Linked DNA regions of Homo sapiens: region 2 is linked to region 1. The links are chromatin loops, found by intact Hi-C in ENCODE. Cell type or tissue: heart right ventricle. All regions are shown on one strand. Links, peaks and the distances in the headings refer to the core of each region. The heading gives the core; the rest is flanking DNA. Region 1 overlaps ALKBH5 (alkB homolog 5, RNA demethylase). Region 2 overlaps MYO15A (myosin XVA).

Region 1 (16,243 bases), core at 6,997-11,996:
CCCCCAGCCCTTCTCTGAGCCCCTATCCCATGCCCCAAGAGTCAGAAGCTCAGGCATGGAGTGGGGGATGCTTACTTCTGCCATTTATACTCTGGATGACATTCTGCAAGTCACTTTCTCTCAGATCCGGTGTTTCCTTCTCCAGGGGATCCAAGGTCCACTCTGCCTAGCCCAGTGTCTACCCCTCCAGGCCCAACTAGCCCCAGACCACACTTGAGACTCTGGCCCCTCTCTCTTCAGACCCTCGCACTAGTTTTTAGACCAAGCCTGGGCCAGTTACTTGCCCCACTCTGGAGTCTCTCTTCTCTGGTAAATGTGGAGGTAAGCAGCTTATCCAAGTTTCCACAGCAAGAATTTGGCCAAGCAGACTAGCTCTGAGCACTAGAACAGAGTAAGAGACTCTAGATAGAAGCCCTTTACCAGGCATAGGGAGCCAGGTCTGAAGTCTGGAGGGACTAAAGCCCTCTGGGCCCCAGCCTTACCCATTGAAAAACATCTGCTTCATGCCAGTACCTGCACTCCACACTATCATGAGCATCTTGAAAGGAGGGACCAGAGTTTTGCTCACTATTGGGGTCCCAGTGTGGCTTGGTATACAATAGGAACTCAAGAATTTTTTTTTTTGTTTTTTTGAGACAAGGTCTTGCTCTGTTGCCCAGGTTGGAGTGCAATGGCACAATCTCGGCTTACTGCAACCTGTGCCTCCCAGGCTCAAGCAATTCTTGTCTGTCTCAGTCTCACTAGTAGCTGAGACCACAGCTAAACGCACCTGGCTAAATTTTTGTATTTTTAGTAGAGATGGGGTTTTGCCAAGTTGCCCATGCTGGTCTTGAACTCCTGAGCTCAGGTGATCCACCGTGCCTGGCCAAGTATTTGTTTAATGAGCAAAATCACTCGCATATTTTCCACAAAAGCCAGGTTCTCCCTTGCTTTTGTGCCTGCCATCTCCCCCTTCACCAGCACCAGCCTCTCAGTGATCATATCTAAAAGAGGGACTTCCAGAACTCCAGAAGGTGTGGTCCCTGGGCACCTGGACATTGTGGTTTATGAAGTTCACCCTCCTTGGAGTGGGAGAAAGGACAGTGGGGTGAGGGCAAGTCCACCTTCAGCCATAAACCCAAGGCTAGGCACACAGGAGGCCCAGTGTCCAAGACCAACCAACTCCTCTGGGACGCTGGCGGCCAATGAGCTAGCTCTGCCTCCCCAACCCCTGTTTCAAGTTTAAGAAAGTAAAGGGATTAAGGAAGCACCAAAGGCAAGCCCTCTCTTACAACAACATCAGACAACTGTTTCAAAATATATTAGATTTGGTTTTTATTGTAGAGCACACATATCAGGGCGAAGTGCTGCACACACAACTACAAATCATTTTTGGGAAAAAAGCTGTAAAAAAAATAAAACTGCAACTGCTTTAATTATGCAGTCCCGACTTGAGAAATCCACGCTGGCAAAGGAGTTCTGGCCCCTGAGAGGGGCTTCTTGATGGTGGCTGCCCCAGATTTCTGCAGCCTATGAGGTCTCAGACCCGGACCTCTGTACACAAAGCCCCCAAAGTGGTGGTATCCTGGTTGCTGGGAGGGCCTCTGCTCTTGGCAAGCCCGGGTCCTGGCCTGGCTGACAAGAAGACATTCCTAATGAATCTAGATCCACAAAACCTTGCTGCCTTCCAGGATCTGAGTGGATAGAAGCTACCAAAGACTTTACCTTTTTTTCCTTATTATTTTTTGAAAGCCCCTTCACCAACTCCCATACCCTGAAGCGGAGGAGGCACCAGCCCAGTCTGCAGGCCTGAGCTCTGGCCTTGGATGCATGCTGCCGGCAGACAAGATGGGGCAGGCGCCTTCCTAGAAGGATGACATGAGGATGAGGCCCAAGCTGGCCAGTGGAGAAGGGAAGGGAAAGGAAAAAGCCAGGAGACTAAAGGGGGAAAAAAAACTCAAAAAAGAAAACAAAAACCCTACCACACACCACAACAATTTTCCATACCCCAAATGCTAGACTTGGAAGGACACCAGTCCCTCTAGCTAGAAACAATTTCTAAAACTGACCCAACGTGGCAAGTCTAACTGTTCCAAATAATCACACGCATATGCTCAAAAGGAGCAACCAGCAAAGAAGTGTGCTCTTGATAAGAGAGGTCAGGACCACTGCACTAGCCCCTCAGCAGCCCAAGGAACTGTGGACATGGCAGGCTAGTGGGCGTGGGTGGAGGACGCCTGGGGGGCTTAACAATAGCTTTGGGATGGCAGGGGCTGGCACTGTTTAAGCCCCTGCCCAGGCAACCTGAACAACTCTGCCGCAGGAGGAAGAAAGGGTGTTTGCATGAGCTTGCAGGGCGTGGATGGCAGGTGAGAAGTGGAGAACAGCAGAGCCTGTGAGGCTCCAGGAGACCTCAACCAAGTGCAGACATCAGTGAGGGAAAGGGGCGAGCAGAAGACTGAACTTTGTTTAGAACACTGCGAAGATTTACACTGAAAGCAAAATAATTTTCTTAACCAAAACATTTTGTTGCTTTTAAATAAACCCAGCCTGATACAGCCCCACTTAAAAGATGGCTGCTCTGCTCCACCACCTCTACTGGCCACTCCAGCATCAGCCTCTGTCCCCTATTGATGCCAACAGCCTTTCCATCCAGGAGGAATACCAAGAATATGAGAACCTAGGTCCTGGCCAATTCTATTCTTCAGCCCTAACAGGCAACAAAACCAAGGAAAAATATATAGAATCAAAAAAAACAAAAAACAAAAAACAAAAACCCCCCAATGAACAAAAACAAAACCCTCAAAACAAAAGGAGGGGCAACTACGTAAGGATGAGCCAGAGTTCCCAGGAGGGCGGCGGGTAGACTCAGTGCCGCCGCATCTTCACCTTTCGGGCAGGGCTGCCTGCTGCCTCAGAGCAGTCCTCTGAGGACTCGTATGACTTGCGCCAGTAGTTCTCAGAGCTGAAGCTACCCCTCCGCCGGTGTGTGGGCAGCAGCACCGAGCGCCGGTTCTCTTCCTTGTCCATCTCCAGGATCCGTGGCCTGCAAGGAAAGGGAGGTAGGACGTTATCTGAGAGGCTGGCAGGAGGCGCCTGGCTTTACCGCTGTACCTCGTCTCATCCTTGGGATGGGTCACTTCAGCTCAGTGGTCCTCAACGAAGGGTAGTCCTGGCAGAGGCCCTGGTATCGGAGGTTCTTGCCCACTAAGTGCCAGTGACCATCCCAGTCTTTGGGACATTTCCCAATTACCCTGTGGGGTCTGCCTGGCTTGGAGTCTGGTGCCCTGGGACACTGCCAGGGCTGCTGGACAGAGGTCTTCCCTACCACAGCCTCAAGACTCTGCATGGTTCTGCCATCTACCTTTACTTCCCAGCTCTACCCACTTTCTCTCTCTTGGGCCTCCCAACACCCCCTTCTCCACTTACTAACCCCATTACCCCCTGAAACCACAAAGCTCTTTTGTATCTCAGGGTTTAGCTCATACAGTATTTCCTGCCTAGAATGCTCTTCCATGTCTTCCTTATCCTTCTGGAATCAACTTAAACATTACCTCCTTGGAAACCTTCCCCAACACTTAAAAAATATTTTTTTTTTTTTTGAGACGGATTCTTGCTCTGTCGCACAGGCTGGAGTGCAGCGGTGCCATCTCGGGTCACTGCCAGCTCCGCCTCCCAGGTTCACGCCATTCTCCTGCCTCAGCCTCCCGAGGAGCTGGGACTACAGGTACCTGCCACCACGCCTGGCTAATTTTTTGTATTTTTTAGTAGAGACGGGGTTTCACCGTCTTAGCCAGGATGGTCTCGATCACCTGACCTCGTGATCTGCCTGCCTTGGCCTCCCAAAGTGCTGGGATTACAGGCGTGAGCCACTGTGCCGGCCAAAACATTTTTTTTCCTTTAAAAAAAATTATCTCCTCAAATACCTTTTATCCAATCCTTTTTGAAATAAGTCCCTGGTTCACTATTATCCAAGTCCCAAGATTCCCTCCTGACATCTAAGTATAATTCCACAAGGGTGTCTGGGTGAGACTGAACAAGGAAAGTCATGGGAAAGCCATGATATTGCCATCTGTTACAGTCTCTGCCTGACCCCTTCTCTCTGGGTGTACAGGCAGTTGGCCAGGGTTAGATGGGAATGTCACCAATGCCACCAACCCAGAGGAACCAGACATAAGGTTTTGAAAGGGTGAGCAAGCCAAGGCTCCTAAACAGCCTACCCCAGGCTTCTCCACCCTTCTCACCCTGCAGCCAGGCCTTTGCCAGCCTTTGCTGAGGGTCCTAAACTGAGTACCTGTGGGCAGCATCAGGGTCTGCCTTGCGGTGGGACCGCTTGGGTTTCAGAGCAGGGTCCCTGTTGTTTCCTGACAGGCGATCTGAAGCATAGCTGGGTGGTAACACGGAGCTGCTCAGGGACTTTGTTTCCAACCGGGGTGCATCTAATCTTGTCCTGCAAAGGAAACATGCATGGGGTCACCAAAGGGCCTCCGGTGAAGGTGTGGGCACCATCAGACCAATTCTCTGGCCAGGCCAAGTGGGAGCCAGCTAGACCTGGAAGCCAGCAGTCTCTGCTCTGTACCTCACTCTCCTTGAGGTTCAACTAGAGATTGGTCTAGCTGACTTTCAAAGACCCTCCTCAAGTCCACCTTTAGGAGTAAGGAATGGGAACACTTCTGTCTGGAAACTCCCAATGACAGGCTGTGCTACCCTAGGGGCAAGATCCCAGGGCTCGCTCTTAGCTGAACCAAGCAGCCTCACCTCACTCCACTTGGACCCACAGGTTCTCTGGGGCCATCTACTTCATTTGCCAGAGGACCAACGGCCCCACTGGTGGGTCCCAACACAGGAAGGATCCCTGGTCCAGGCCTGTAGAGGGGCTGGAGAGAAAGAGAGCCAGAGCTACCCTATCTTCTCACTGTGCAGACAGGGATGCTGAGACTGAGTGGCAGAGCCAGGGTAGGGAACCCAGGCCCACTCCACAACCATGAGCAGTCATCTGGCAGTTTCTGCTCATTTCAGGATGCTGACAAGGTAAAGGCCAGAGGGCTTTTGAAGGCACAGTCCCCACCAAGCAGCAGGTGTAGCCATAGGTTTCAAGGAATACACTGCCTAGTAAAGGGAAGGCACACAAATACAGATGAGGAAGAGGGGGATGGAGAAGCTGGGTAGCGGTAACTCAGGGCAGTGATCCAAGTCCTTTATGAAGCCAGAACAGAAGGGAGCTGGCATGGAAAACCTCAAAGCCCTCAGGCTCCTTGTGTGGTACAGAGAAGGCTGGCAAGTCAGGCAGGTGGGAGCAAAGGGCAGAAGGACCCATGTAATAGACTGGGTGGGAAGCGATAGGACATAGCTAGCAGAGACCCTGAAGGCACCTTTTCCAGGGTCTGCTAGACACAAAGTAGTAACTTAGTTCCGAAGGAGTAGGGGCTGCAGTCAGAGCAGGACTCTAAGGATACTAGAGGATGCTGGGGAGAAGTAAGCAGGAGGGAAATCCAAGAACTGCCTTGGGCTAGGCTGCTTGGCATCCTTGGTAACAACTGCATCTGGTCCTCAGTTTCCCCCATTCCCCATGGCTGCCTCTCCACATTCCACTGGCTGGCCTACTGTACATAGATGGGAAGGATCAGAAAGGCAGTAAGTCATGCATCCTGCAAGTCACGGGGGAAAGTTTAAAGCCAAAGTGAGACTTCAAGCCTGACAGGCAAGAGTTACTCTGAACGTGGGTAGGAAATCTCTCTCCTAAAGGCAGCAGGGGCATCTCCTTCCTTCCAGCTGGGAACCAATGTTCTGATGCCTCAGGCCCAAACTGGTGGGTAGGCAGGTAGGACAGGCATCCCCATCCCTTTGGGTTGGCCTTGCAGAGGGGGATGCCAGTAGGGCCCAGCTGCAGTGAGTGACTCTTCAGTCTCAGACTCCACTCTGGACTCCTCCAGACTCATGGATGCAGAACCTAACATCAACAGGAGGATGATCTAGTTTTGGCACTGCCATTCAGAGTCCAAGCTAGTCACCATCCCTCCTCGGGCCTCAGTTTCCCCATCTGAGCAAAAGAAAGAAATGTGACTAGCTCTAAGGCTTCTTTGCGCTGAGGGTCTAAGGAATCGAAGGCAAGTTGCCTCCTTCAAGGCTGGGATTCTCTGGGTAGAGGTGGTACTGGGCAACTACCAGAGATGAGTATGTGAAATAGAATAGAACCATTCTTTTTTTTTTAAAGAGAGATCGTGTTTTGCTCTGTCGCCCAGTCTGGAGGGCAGTGGTATGATCATAACTCACTGCAGCCTTGAACTCCTAGGCTTAAGGGATCCTCCTGCCCAAGCCTCCCAAGAAGCTAGGACTGGGCCACCATGCCCGGCTAATGGTTTTTTTTTGGCGAGACAGGGTACCACCATTTTGCCTAGGCTGGTCTCTAACTCTTCTAAGTGATCCTCCCACCTCAGCCTCCCAAAGTGTTGAGATTACAGGTATGAGCCATCAAGCCCGGCTCCAGATGAGCTTTTTATTTTTATTATTATTTTTTGAGACAGGGGCTCCTTCTGTCGCCCAGGCTGGAGTGCAGTGGCGGGATCTTGGCTCATTGCAACTTCAAGCGATCCTCCCACCTCAACCTCCCAAGCAGCTGAGATTATAGGTACCCGCTGCCACACTCGGCTAATTTTTATATTTTCAGTAGAGACAGCATTTCACCATGTTAGCCAGACTGGTCTCAAACACTGGGGCTCAAGCGATCTGCCCATCTCAGCCTCCCAAACTGCTAGGATTATGGGCCTGAGCCACCACACCTGGCCCAATTACCTTTTCTATTTTTTTTTTTTTTTAAGAGAGTTTTACTCTTGTTGTCCAGGGTGGAGTGCACTGGCACGATCTTGGCTCACTGCAACCTCCGCCTCCCGCGTTCAAGCAACTCTTCTGCCTCAGCCTCCCGAATTGCTAGGATTACAGGCATGCACCCCAACGCCTGGCTACTTTTGTATTTTTAGTAGAGATGGGGTTTCTCCATGTTGGTCAGGCTGGTCTTGAACTCCCGACCTCAGGTGATCTGCCCGTCCTGGCTTCCCAAAGTGCTGAAATTAAAGGCGTGAGCCACCACGCCTGGCCCAATGACCTTTTCTTTACCAGGCTTCGTGTCATCAAGTTGAGAGGTCCAGGTGGCAGAAATCAGACTAAATAAAATGTTAGCCTTTATACTTGACTTAAAGGACTCTAAGGGCCTCATTGAAGAAAGTCCCTCCTCTGGTACCCATAAAGCTAAGACTCTATAGGTGCCAGGGAGCCCATGTTCAGGGAAGGAAGGCCCCTGTGTGCCCCAAAAGCCCCAGTGAAGCCCTAGTGGGGGCACTCTGGAGTTGTTTCTTCGGGTGAATGATGGATGGTAGGAGAAAAGCAGAGCCACCAAGATGAGAGCTCTTGACACATCCCCTGGGACTGTTATAAGTACATCTCATAACAGCTGGAGAAGCTCCTGCCCTCCCTACACTTCCAAAAATTCACCAAGCTGCAGGATGCCAGGCTAGAGCTTGACTCCAAGCCCAGTGCCCACCAGTAGCTTAACTTCAGAACATGCCCCTGTTAAAAGGCAACCAACTCTCATGGCGTAGGCCAGGTCCTCAGGGTTTAGCAGAGAGTCACAAATCTGGATTCAGGAGGCTCAGTTCTAGCAGTAAGGTCTGGACCCAGGCCTCCTCAGGTGGCAACAGGAATGAAGACCTGCCTTACAGATGAGTCAGTATTCAAAGGTCAGAGCAAAGCACCTCGGGCATGTGACCTCGGGCATGTGAGGTTGACCGTGATACCCAGAGCGGCCACCTACCGTGTCAGGACAAAGCAGGGACAAGGGAGGTCACAACAAAGGATGGCTGTAGCACTAAAGTGTGAACCGAAGGGAAGGGAGGGAGTTGATCCTATCCTAGGTCCTCCAGAGAAGCTGCTGGGGTGAATTATTCTCCCTGTAGGGACTGGAGAGCAAAGCTAAATCCCAGAGCAAATCACTAGCTTGAGTCACAAAGCTACTACCTACTACTCTGTGATGGCCTCTAAAGCACAGGTGGGGCCAGGCACAGTGGCTCACACCTGTAATCCCAGCACTTTGGGAGGCCAAGGTAGAAGGATTACTTAAAAGCCAGGAGTTTCAGACCAACCTGGGCAACAAAGTAAGACCTTGTCCCTATTTAAACTCTTTTTTTTTTTTTTTTTTTTAAAAGACAATCTTGCTCTGTCTCCAGGCTGGAGTGCAGTGGCACGATCTTGGTTCACTGCACCTCCACCTCCCAGGTTCAGGCAATTCTCCTGCCTCAGCCTCATGAGTAGCTGGGACTACAGGTGCACGCCACCATGCCCAGCTAATTTTTGTATTTTTAGTAGGGACAGGGTTTCACCATGTTGGCCAGGATGGTCTTGATCTCTTGACCTCATGATCCGCCTGCCTCAGCCTCCCGAAGTGCTGGAATTACAGGCGTGAGCCATCGTGCCCGGCCCTAATTTTTTTTTTTTAATTAAAAAATAAAGTGCAGGTGGGCCCTCCTCAGTGCAAGAGAACACTGTGCATGCAGGTGGCAGCACCACCATTTCTGGGAAGATGGTAAACCAGACCGCACTCAGGCCACGATGACTCTGGAGCGAGGGCAGTCCCCAGCCAGCTACCAACTACTCTCCAACGTCTGGCACCACCTTTACCAGGCATCCTTGTGCTAAAAGCTTGGCTTTCCAACAAAGCGAGGCAGAGACCAGTATTGTGGGCCTGTCCAAGCACCCTCTTGCCTATTTAGTAACCTGGGTCCCTAGAGCTAAGGTCTAAGCTCCAGCACCTTTGAGAATCAGACTCCCACAAAGCTCAGGTCTGTACCTTGCTGGCTCTCCTGCAGTAGTACCCACTCCCCTCACGGGACTCTCCCCACCCATCTTCCACCAGCCCCCTGCCAACATCAGACTTCTGTTTTTTTTTGTTTTTTGTTTTTTGTTTTGAGTCGGAGTCTCGCTCTGTCGCCCAGGTTGGGGTGCTGTGGTGCGATCTCGGCTCACTGCAACCTCCGCCTCCTGGGTTCATGCCATTCTCCTGCCTCAGCCTCCAAGTAGCTGCAACGACAGGCGCCTGCCACCATGCCCGGCTGATTTTTTTTGTATTTTTAGTAGAGACGGGGTTTCACCGTGTTAGCCAGGATGGTCTCGATCTCCTGACCTCACGATCCGCCCGCCTCAGCCTCCCAAAGTGCTGGAATTACAGGCGTGAACCACCGCACCCGGCCAATTAATTACTTTCTTTGAAACAAGGTCTATCACCCAGCCTGGAGTGCACGGGTGGGATTACAGCTCACTGCAGCCTTGACCTCCTGGGCTCAAGCAATCCTCCTGCCTCAGGCTCGCGAGTAGCTCGGACTATAGGTATATGCCACCACACCTGGTTTTTTAAATCAATCAATCAATCTATCTATCATCTATCTATCTATCTATCTATCTATCTATCTATCTATCTATCTTATCTATCCTATCTATCTATCTATCTATCTATCTATCTATCTATCTATCTAAGATGGAGTCTCACCCTGTAGCCCAAGCTGGAGTGCAGTGGTGCAATCTTGGCTCACTGCAACCTCTGCCTCCCATGCTCAAGCGATTCTCCCAAGTAGCTGGGACTACAGATGCATGCTACCACGCCCGGCTAATTTTTTGTATTTTAGTAGAGATGGGGTTTCACCATGTTGCCCAGGGTGGTCTCAAACTCCCGCGCTCAGGCAATCCGCCCACCTCGGCTTCCCAAAGTGCTGGGATTACAAGTGCGAGCCACCGCACCCAGCCAGGAAGAGTTTAGAAGACCACCTAGCATTCACAAGTTTAACCACAACTGCCCAATTTACAGGTGCAGATAAGACTGCATTTGGAGAGGAGTGGCAGAGCCAGGGCAGAAGCCCAAGTTTGTCACCTTCCTGGTGATCCCATTGTACCCATATTCCTTGGGCAGGCCACAGACACATCAGAACAGTCAGGCTGCCAAAAGGGCAGGGTGTATGCACGTGGACACAGACTTACTGAACCAGGGAACAAATGTAAGCTAAATCTAACCACAGGAGACACAAATCATGGAGAAAGGAGCAACACCAAGCCCTGGTCAGAGAAACTAAGAGCTAGCCACCCCTCACCCCACTGCTGAGGAACGAGGTCCAGAATGAGACCTCCACTTCCTTCCACTGCTCATCCATCCACTCAGCCTCACATTCAGATTGCTCTGCTCTCATGGAAGGTCTCCTGACTCCTCGAACTCTGTGGATCTAATGACCAAGTAAGCTATTGAGCTTCGCTTCCTACAATCTCTCACATGCAAATCCCTCACCCCACTGCTCACATGCCTCCACGGCTCCCCAGCGCGCTTAACATTTCTCTGCACAGCGTGAAGCTTTTGCTGTCTTAGGCCGGTGTATCAAGTCCTCCACTCCTTATCTATTCTGTGTTCCAGAACAGAGTTCCTGGACTCCAAGCCTCTGTAAAGAGCATCTCTTCTGACTGAACTATCTTTGCCCCTGAGCCTCATTCTATGCTGGCTAAGGTCCAAGCATCCTTGACTACCTTCAGGTGGCACTTATCTGGAAAGCCTTCTTTGACCAGTTCCTGTTGAGATGCTAAATGTCTGCCTTTTCCCAAAGGACAAAAGAGAATAGGAACCCATACAAACCCCATTCCGGGTACTAGCACAGAGCCTAGCACACACCAGCTTAGGTTACCACTTGGCAAAGGGATCTCCAGCTGCATTTCCCAGCTTCAGACCACTCTGAGCTGAGTTCCACTTGACCAAAAGCAAATAAATGGGCTATATATACTGCTTTGTGCCACTTTATCTGGTTAACTGGAGAGTACCAATCTCAAGAATACAAGTCTCACAGTGCAATCCTGAGGGCCTCCTAAAAACCAAGGGATTGGGTGCCCTAGTCACCAACTCAAGGCCCCGAAGACCCATAAGCCATCTCTTGAGAATCAAATGTTGACCTAAGGCCTCCTTCCCTCTTTCATTCCTCATCTACAGAAGTCCCCTATATTTCCCTGCCTCCTAGCCTTTGAGCTTACCATTTCTGCCTGGCCAGCAATTTCTAGCTCAGGGGCCAGATCTACCAAGCTCACCTTTACCCTTCCTCCCGCAAAGCTGGATGTAATTTAAAAAAAAAAAAAATTTTTTTTTTTTTTTTGAGATGGAGTCTCGCTCTGTCTCCCAGGCTGGAGTGCAATGGTACAATCTCGGCTCACTGCAACCTCCGCCTCCCAGGTTCAAGCAGTTGTCCTGCCTCAGCCTCCCCAGTAGCTGGGATCACAGACACCTGCCACTATGCCCAGCTAATTCTTGTATTTTTAGAATTTTCATCACGTTAGTCAGGCTAGTCTTGAACTCCTGACCTCAGGTGATCCAACTGCCTCGCCCTCCTGAAGTGCTGGATTACAGGTGTGAGCCACCACGACCGGCCTGGGTTTTTGGGGTTTTTTTTGCAGGGCTCCCAGAGAATACCCTGTGCTTTTACACCAGTGTTCACTCTGCTTTGTGTTGGAATGGCAGGCAAAGTGCAAACTTATTACATGTGAAGCACCAAGGGGGCACTAAATTTCCTGCGGTGCCCACCTCAAGTGCCTTGTACATAGTAGATACTTGATGTTTCCCTCAAGTCAGAAATCCCTGCTCAAAGGCCATTCCAACTAGCAATGACCTGAGGCAGCTCACTTCCTACCTGAGCCCCTTTCCAAACAGAGTTCATACCTTCTAGTTTCAAGGTTAATATGTGGATGCTTGGCACAGGGCAGCTAGCAAGGCCTACCAGGAGCAGAAGCACAGAGTGCACTAGTGCAGGAGCACTAGGGAATCATGGGAAAACTGGAAGACTCCCCTCACAGATGAATTATTATACCCCAGAAGTTTGTCAGCCTCTTGGTTATCTAACTAGTAATTTAGAACTTTAACCACACCTCCAGTAAGGTTAGGTCCAGCCTCCCCTTCCAGGGTTACCAACGATTACAGAGAAAAGACTTGCATGCTGCGGCAGCTTGCCCTCGGTCGGCTGGGAGACAGTAACATTCAGGGAAGTTTGGGGGTGCTGAGGCACCTCAAAGAGCCGACTAGCCTGTAGCTGCTGCCTCACCCCACTCTCTGTAGAGTGCCCCCTACATACTCATAACATTCTCCCCAATCAGCACAACTCTCTACTTGCACAGCAGAGGCAAGAAAGCCCTTCTATATCTGAGCTCCAGTTTCCTAACTCAAAGCATCCATCCCAACGACACACTGGGGGAAAGGGCAGGACTTGGGGTACTCCACTGTGCAAACCACCAACGAACCACAAGACCCAGGTTCCAGGTGTCACTCAGCCATTTACTGGCTAAGTTGTGACCCCAAACATTATAACACCAAGGGACAGTCTGAGGATTCCACTCTGGGGAGACTTTTTTAAAAGGTTACTTCCAGCCTCCCCGTAAGAAACAAGGGCACATGTGCATGAAGACTTGGCACCACCCATGTTCACAGAAGCTGCGTTCTGTCCAACCAGAAAGCACTTGGCAGCTGCCCACCCATTTCCTTCCGTGAGGCCCTTAGAAAGACCTTTCCAGCTCTGACTGACCTGAGCTGGTGACAGAGCTCCCAGGGTCTCCACCAGCAGCCTGTGCAATCTTTATCTGAACTTATGAGAAGGCAGGACCGGCTCTAACTCCTCTACCATAATCAGGGCCAGGCTCAATGCCCAGATTCTACCCACTGTAACACAACCTCACCAGAAGACATCAAACCAGCCAGGTATCTTCCAAGGCCACATCATACTTATCTCCGGGCAATGCCTGGGCCAAGATGCTCCCCTTTTTAAACTTGTCACAACCCGTCCTTTCCCAAGACAAACCCATGTAGCTACTCTGGAGCTGCTCCTCACCGGCCTGAATTGTTCTCCACACTAGTTGATGCCTCCTCTGGGCTGCACCTCATGCTAGGCCCCAGATGAACAGGGATCTCCTTACTCCTACAGAATGCAGATTTGAAAATTCACAATGGCAAGCGTATGAGCTGTGACAGTCCAAACAGGGGTGTGTGTATGTGTCTGCATGTGTGCTGAAAGGGCTTTAGGTGATGCTAAAAAGCTAAAGGGCTTTTTATATGATGCTTTCTGCATGTCAAAATGGTCAATCTGAACGATGAAGAATGACTAGGTTATCTGAGGAGTTGGTTATCATGTAGGTTTATTTGGGGAGTTGGGATATGAATCAGAGGATGAACATGTTAGATGAGAAGGTATGCCCAATGGAGGCCACATTGCCACAAGAGCCCAGGCACAAATCCATAAACCATAACAGGAGCTGCAGATACTTTAGAGTTCCCCACAGCTGTGCACTTCCCCAGCTCAGCTACCTGGGGAAGCTGGGACATCCTCCCACTCTTCTCCAGTCCCCTTACACCACAGCTCTGTGCTTCTGCACTCCAGCCCAGTCTGTGAATGGTTCCTGGGCCCACTGAAGTCAGAAGGTAGAAGAGCTTCAGTCACCCAGTAACAGCCATTCCCAAGGTCAGGCCACTGGCAGGGACCTAGCTGGCTGAAAAGCTTCCCAGGGAGCTGATTAACGGTGCAGACTCCTAGCTGTGCTGAGGAGCATCTGACTCAGTTGGACTGGGCGGCCAGGTATGGGAGTCACCATTCAATAAAAGAGTAGCAGCTGGAAGACTGACACTCCAGCTATGGCCACTACCACCTGCACATCCAACTAAGATTTCCCCAAAATAAGCTATTATGGGAAGATGAGAGGAACTCTTGGGAAGTTACTGCTCTGGTTCTATGTAACATTAGAAGTTCCTCTCCAGGTTCCTGGCCTGGGCAGGCCACCCATCCCTGGCTGCAGTTGGAGGTACCAGGTACAGCCTGAGAAGAAATGACTGGAGGAGAGGCTGGAAGAGTGCTACACTCTGGACTCCATTGTTTCCGAGTTCTTGCCTATGCTGGTTATCACAGAAAAATAAAGTACAAGGCAGATAAAAACTCTTCCCTTCCTCTGACAAATTCTGGGAACAGTCTTAGGCTAGAAAAGAGAGGCTGCCAACCCCACCAAGTTGACCCAAGTTTCTGGAGCTCCCACGTGTTCACTGCTCTGCCTGTACCATAGGACTGTCCCACAGATATGGATCATACCCATCTACTATAGTTAAAACAGACTAAAAGTTTTGACTTGGCAAAGTGGCAAAGCCATACCAAAGAGACTTCACCACTACAATATTCTGGAGTTATGGGCCCAAAGGACCAGGATGCCAAAGTTATTGTTTACTGACTAAAGTTGATGCACCAGAAAAAATTCCCAATGACCAAAGCTGGAAGAATTTGAGCATAAAATAAATTCCTAGGAGTCCATACTTACATAAAAAATATACTTATATAAATAAATGATTGAATAAATGAAGGAGAGTAGACCAATCCCCCCTGCAGAAGAATTCTAAGTAATTCACCTGCATGCTCCCCCTCAAGGAGATGGTGCTAACTCCCACACTCTTTAACTGTGGGCATGCATGGTGACTTCCTTCCTAAGGGTACAGTATGGACAAGGAAAAACAGTAATTTTACAGTGGAAAACCTGACAGTGCATTGGCCAGATGATCAATATCAATAGTGTTAAGTTACATTGATAGTATATATTCTTGGTTATGTAGTAAAAATGGCATACACTTTACCATAAAAACATCAGACAAATTCTAATTGAGAGATTTTCTATACAATACCTAACCAGTCAATATCATCAAGAATAAGGCAGGCTGGGCATGGTGGCTCACACCTGTAATCCCAGCACTTTGGGAGGCCAAGGCAGGTGAACCACTTGAGGTTGGAAGTTAGAGACCAGCTTGGCCAACATGGGGGAAACCCCATCTGTACGAAAAAATAAAGTTAGCTGGGTGTTGTGGCACACGCCTATAGTCCCAGCTACTCAGGAGGCTGAGACACGAAATCACTTGAACCTGGGACGCAGAGGTTGCAGTGAGCCGAGATGGTGCCACTGCATTCCCGCCTATTCCAGCCTAGGCGACAGAGTGAGACCCTGTCTCAAAAAAAAAAAAAAAAGAATAAGGCAAAGTCTGAGAAACTGTTACAGCCAAGAGGAGTCTAAGAGGAGTCTGAGTTGATATGTCAACTAAATGTAACGTAGGATGATCTTGGGACAGAAAAAGGACATTAGGAAAAACCTAAGGAAATCTAAATAAAGTATGGACTTTAGTCATACCAATAAAAAATTAACAAATAGGAGAAATGGGATGCAGAGTACATGAGAACTCTGTACTATCACAATTGTCTGTAAATCTAAAACTATTCTAAAAAATAAAGTTTAATAAAAGGAAGGAAGGAAGAAGACGACAGACAGCAAGTTTTATGGGTCAAGCCTAAGTTTACGTGCTTGTTTTGCTCTGCTCACTGACTTCTATGACTCTGGGCAATCACCTATCTTCTCTGGGACTCTATTCAAAAGGTAGGCGTGAACCAGGTATGGTGGCACTTGCCTCTATTCCCAGCTACTGGGGAGGCTGAAGCAGGAAGAGAGCTTGAGTCCAGGACTTTGAGGATGCAGTGAGCTATGATGGCACCACTGCATTCCAGCCTGAGCAAGATGGGTGGACAGTGGGGCAAGGCTTGTCTTGATCCAATGTCTGTGAGGCTATGGCTTCTTCCACTCACCCCGTGAAAGAAATAAATGCTGGTGAAGCCAGGTTTGTTGATGTTAAGTAGCACATCCCTGATTCCCTCCCCAGAGAAGAGCCACAAGCCATGATTCTGCCGAATACTACATCCTAACCTCCCACCCTTGTCTCCTCTCTTCACTCCCTGTTCCTTCCAGCAGTGAAAACCCAGGCATTTTTAAAGCAGGCTGCTAAAGGCACAGTCTAAAAATAATCACCAAGAGTACGTGTAACAAATAAGAACGAAGGAGGTGAGGAATAGAGGCTAAGGGGTGGGGTGAGGTTTGGAAGAATGTTGCCCAAATCTTGTCTCAAGATTATACCCACAAATATTGGGCGTATATGCTTTTGCTCAGTCCTAAACTCCCTAAATAGAGTACTTAATTTTCTGATAAAACAACAAAACAACTTTATCCTCACAGGATTCAAATAAAAAGAGAACTTAACAGTTCTGCTCTCCACTCTGCCATGCCACTGATACATAGGAGCTGAGTTCTAAGTGGACCCAGAGCTACATCTCCAGACAGGCCTGCAGGTGAGGCAGAAGGTCAGACATCAAGGCACTTACTTCCTGAGGATGATGACTGCTCGGCGCTCCTTGAT
Region 2 (5,000 bases), core at 1-5,000, 60 kb after region 1:
CACTGCTTGCAAGAGCCCAGCCAGCTCAGCCGGTACCTCCAGGTGCCCCACAGCGACTACCTCCCGCTTGCTCAGCTCCTAGAGGGACAGTGCATGGGACAGGGACAGGCCTGCCACATCCCCACCTGCCAGCCTCCCTCCTTGGCCCTGCTGCCACCCAGACCCACACCCACCTCCTGCTCCCACAGCAGCGCCCCCTCCACCTGGCACCTCCACTCTGCCCTCAGCTTCAGAAGAGAAGATGTCAGGTTGGGGAGTGGCAGGCAGAGGTGACGACCGGCACCCAGGCAGGCCAGGCCAGCTTACGCAAGGCGGCCACACTCAAGCAAGGGGGGCAGCTTGCCTGTTGTGTGGAGGTGACTGCCCCACTCCACAGGTGGGGCGGGAGGCTGAGGTTGGCCAGAGAAAAGGGGAGGGAAAAGGAGAGAGCAAGAGAGAAACAGAGGCAAGCGGAGGGAGAAAAACGCTGGGGAAAGAGACACACAAGGAGGATTTCTGGGAGGTGGCTGAGCACTGTGTCATGGGAAGCCCTCCTCTGTAGCGCCACCTTCAGTAAAGGCTACCTACTGCTTCATTGCTTTGGGAACTGCATTTGTCTTTCTGGTGGCTAGTTTGCATGACAGTGGGTCAAGACATGAAGGTAAGAGCAAAACCATACCCAGTGACATTCAGGTCACCAAATTCTAATGGCCCTCAATTCCCGAAGACCCCACTGTGAACCCAGCACCAGGCCAAATCCTTCAATGCAACATCTCATTTAACCCTCTCCACAATCCCAAGGGGTAGATGGGAAAATCGAGGATAGACAATGGCCAAAGTTAAAGAGCTAGTGGGTGGCAGAGGCAGAATTTGAACCCAAGACTGCCTGAGGCCAGTAGTCTCCTCTTGGGTGCTAAGTGCCCTTTCCCCTTCTCTGCTGTCCCCTTGGACCCAGATAGGGTAGGGCCTATACCTTGAGATAGCGTCGGCGGCTCACGTATGCGTGTACCAGGGACCGGAACTTCACCAGACTCCTCCTCATCTGCTGATAGCGTTGCCTGGGTTGGGGTAGTGGGGAGGTCAGGGATTGGGGCCACAGGGTGACAGGGTGACCAAAAGGTAGAGAGGCCCTTGCCAGCCTGGCCTGGGAGCCAGTGCCCACATCTCACTTTTGGGGTCCTTTGGCTCAAAGGGAAACTGGAGCTCAGAGAGGGGCAGTGACTTTGCCAAGGTCACACAGCATATTAAGTAGCAAGGCCTGGATTAAACCTGCCTGAATAATTTATTTCCCAACAGCTTATAATCTCAGGTCCCTGAAATGCAGGGTAAGGCCCCTCTTGGCTGAATGGATTCCCACCCACCAGTCACAAGGGCCTGGGGTTGGCTGGGAAGGGCATTCAAAAGCAGAGACACAGAGAATCTGATCATTCTCCTGCAGAGGCCTCCACCCTCAGCTTGCATGCCTCCAGGGATAGGGAGCTCACCACCTAAGTTCAGGCGTGACCTCTCCCGAGCCTGACCATAGGTCTCCTAGGAATCCTGCCTTTTCTGTGCCTCACCTGGCAAGGTAGCCACGGGCCCGGCTTTGCAGCAGGATGATCTTGTGGCGCAGAGAGCGGAATCGCCGCTTAATGAAGAAGCCACGGAGGCAGCGCTGCAGAGTGAGGGCTGCCAGATTCAGGACATGCTCTCGCATACTCTCCAGCAGCTGGTATAGGTGTTCCTTAAGGAACAGCTAAGGACAGGAGGAAGGCACTGAGGCAGATAGGAGCCAGGAGGCTGGACTAAGGGCCCCTCCCTCTCTAGAAGTCCGTGGAGACAGAATAGGCAGGGCAGCCTCCTGGAGCGGGGCTGGAGGGATGGGGTGGACTTGGAGAGGTTGAAGAGAGGATGCTGGTGAATCAGGTAGTTAGCATTCCATATCCCAAGCTCATCTGGGTTGCTCCTGGGATGGCAGTCTCTAGCTTGGACATTTCTGACTCAGTAGTTGTGGACCCCCCCAAACTTGGGGTCTCCAAGGGCTGACTGTCGGGCAGGACTCACCTTGCTGACCCCAACACGGTACATGTTTGGCATGACTTTGCACAGGCGACTCAGCACTGACACACACATGTCCCCATTAGCCGGCAGGTCATGCTTGAGGGCCACTAGACAGCAGTACCTGGTAGGGGGCCCAAAGTTAGTCTGGGGCTATGAGACCTACCCGAGGTGTCTGCTAGACCATGGGGTTACTGCCCCCAGCCAGGTGTCCAAAAAGCCTGGTCCCAGTGGTGGCTCCACAAATAGTTTATTCTAATCTGAAAAAAGGCACTCCATCCTCAAGACTCTTTACTTCTGGGTGTCAGACAATTGTTATAATAGATGATTTCAGTACAACAGGACACTTGACTGCCACCTGCTGGAAACTTGTCATTATAACTACTAAAACCATTCTAATAACGCGGAGCGTTGATTAGACATATTATACGTTATACAACATATAACTACAAAAAAAGGCAAAACAATAAATGTATCTACCACATTAACAGTTAGCATGTGGTAGCCTTGTGAAGTGTACAACCTGAGCAACTGTGCATGGCAAGCCCTGTACTGCCTGGGTTGTGTATTCCTGGGGCCATGGGGAGTTGGGCAGGGATTTGTAGAGCTCAGGAACTACCGTAACCAAGATACCTGTCGATGAACCCCTGGAAAGGCAGGCGCACTGGAAATCCCTCCTTGCGGATCCTCACGGTCTCCAGCACCCCTGAATAGCGTAATTGTGCCATTACCACATCTGGCTCAAAGAGACCTGGCTCCTGTAGGGATGCCCAGAGAGGGAGTCTGCACATTGGCTCAGCCATGTGCAAAAGGCATTATCATGGTGAATATTCCCAGTGCTAGGCTGGGCAGATGCAGGTCCTGAGAGGCCAAGCCACTTGCCCAAGGTCACACAGCATGGGCAGGAGGATTTGGCTCTCTCAGAGGCCTCAGCTCTCACTCACCTTCTTGTGGTTGGGCTTCAGGCAACGCATGAACAAGGGGTTGCACCTGGCAGTGGCAGGAAGAGGACAGCATGAGGCCTCAGAAAAAGAAGGCGCTCAACCTCTGAGGGTCATGAGGTGGGTTAAGGATGAGGCTGGGTGCTCCGCCCACCTGCCCCCCACCCCACCTCTCCATCTTTTCCACCAGATCCAGGAGTGACTGCTGGAACTTGGCGGCCACAGTGTGCGCCTTGTAGAGCCGAGTGACGGAGCTGCTCTTGCCCAGGCGCTGAGGGGCAGCCTGTGGGGCATGGCTGGAGAAGAGGTGTGCCACCACCTGGGCAGGGGTCGGGGCAGGGAAAACAGACAGGCAGGGTCCGGGAGACCGAAATGAGGAGGAAGAGAGAGCAGGAGTAAATCTCCGGACCAGGGGGATCTGAAGACTAACTGGACCCCTGTTCTCTCTGCAAGGCCTCTGTCATCCTGGCTTGCATGCTTCTCAAAACAGGTGGGGCTCAGCATCTTCCAAGGGATCCATCCCATAACTGGCTTTTTCCCCTTCAGTCTAAGGAACACACAGTTACTGACTGTGTGCCTGGCCCCAGGGTGGCCTGTTAGATACATGGTTGTGAACTCTGGCTATGACCTCATGAGGAGGTTGCCCAGTTGACAGGAGGAAGCGGAGGGCCAGATAGGGGAGGTGATGTTACCAGGCCTGTGCTCTGTCATAGGGCCATCTGCTGGCCGTAGTGTAGCTGGGATGCAGGGCCTCCCCAAGCCTTCAAGGAACCCAAAGTTGGTCCCCCAAGCTCTTCCCCGGGGCCTTATGGGTGGGGTGGGAGAAACTGAGAACACCAGGAGGTGGGACTGGGGGAACAGGTCTGGCAAGAAGCCAGGAAAGAATGGGCCAGGGAATGGGGTGGGGCCCAGAGTGGGGTAAGTACAGGGCAAGGCCACAGCTGGTGGGGTACAGGGTTAGAACTGGGAGCGGGGCCAGAGTCTAGCCACTGGGGCTGTGGGGAGCCAGAGGACAGGATCAGGATGAGGCGCTAGGTTTAGGGCGGAGCCAAGCTAGGTGGGAACAGGCCAGGAACAGGGTGTCCAGGCCACCCTTGTCTTTGTCTGGCCAAAGCTAAGCGGAGCCAGGACGTGGCAACACGGTCCCAGGCCTGAAGGCAGGCTGGGTGTGGGGGTGGGGACATGCCTGGGGGCAGGGCCAGAGCGGTGGGAGGCGAGGCTTACCCGTGTCCGGCTCCGTACGAACAGGTCCAGCACATCCTGGCGCACTTGGTCGTGGTTCTTGTCCAGGAACTTGTGCACCTGAAAAGGGGAACAATGGCCTGGGTAATCCTGGCCTCTGTCTCTCTGTCTATCCTAGGAGGGACTGGATCCTCCTCACTTCTATGGTCCCCACCCCTCCAGCCCCCACCATTCTCCCTACTCCTGGGGGAGGGGAGCATTCGCCATGGCTTCTCATGACCAACCTGGGTCTTGGCCTCACCCTCAGTGAAGGACATTGTCCTGTGCCCATTCTACAGATGAGAAAAGTAAGGCCCGGATGGGGACAGAGGCATGGAATCCTAGCCTGAGACACCTCCAGGGCAGGAATGTGCCTCAGATAATAGTGATGAGGGTGACCATAGTGATGTCACTATTGATGAGCTACTCTTTATCAAACCCACCCTACATTTTTCACACCTGCCCCATGAGTTGGGCACTATTATTACCCCATTTTCCAAGTGAGAGAACTGAGGCTCAGACTGGCTAAGCAATTTGCTCAAGGTCACAGAGCTGGGGCACAGCAGAGCCAGAATTGGACCTGGCTGTGAATGTCTGGGGCCAGTGTTGTGCTTCTGTGTCTCCAACAGCTAGCAGCACTGCAGCACCAGCGTCCAGGCCGACTGTCTTAGGGCTCACCTGGTAGGTGACCTTGCCTGCATAGTGCTTGATGGTGAACTCAGGCAGCGGCATCTTGGGTTTGGAATAGAGCGGGTTGGCGCCATGATGGTAGTGGCACTTCTGTAGGAAGGTGTGGTCTGTAGCCTGGGGGCAATTTAGGGA

Evidence for each region. A loop is a pair of places that touch in the nucleus more often than their neighbours do. Peaks named below come from ENCODE experiments on the same cell type or tissue, not always from the same donor. Only the 100,000 strongest peaks of a DNase experiment are listed, where the experiment ranks them.
Region 2: a loop joins it to region 1, with 2.1 times the contacts of the local background. A loop is called at or near these places in 55 of 110 quality-filtered maps.

What each region holds. Positions count from the first base shown.
Region 1 is chr17:18,195,001-18,211,243 of GRCh38, reverse strand. It overlaps ALKBH5 (alkB homolog 5, RNA demethylase), which reads right to left. Exons shown (of 4, transcript NM_017758.4): 2 at 16,209-16,243; 3 at 4,274-4,429; 4 at 1,290-3,025. The coding sequence ends at 2,848. Among named protein-coding and RNA genes, the nearest start is that of ALKBH5, 19 kb to the right of the region's middle. In heart right ventricle, for the core only: no CTCF peak of the experiment used is centred there; a DNase peak (open chromatin) is centred at 9,921.
Region 2 is chr17:18,138,793-18,143,792 of GRCh38, reverse strand. It overlaps MYO15A (myosin XVA), which reads right to left. Exons shown (of 66, transcript NM_016239.4): 18 at 4,857-4,982; 19 at 4,182-4,259; 20 at 3,128-3,276; 21 at 2,961-3,006; 22 at 2,650-2,774; 23 at 2,023-2,140; 24 at 1,539-1,714; 25 at 953-1,037; 26 at 174-227; 27 at 1-78. Among named protein-coding and RNA genes, the nearest start is that of MYO15A, 33 kb to the right of the region's middle. RefSeq lists enhancers at 1-576, 577-1,542. In heart right ventricle, for the core only: a CTCF peak has its summit at 2,382 (motif pointing left); no DNase peak of the experiment used is centred there.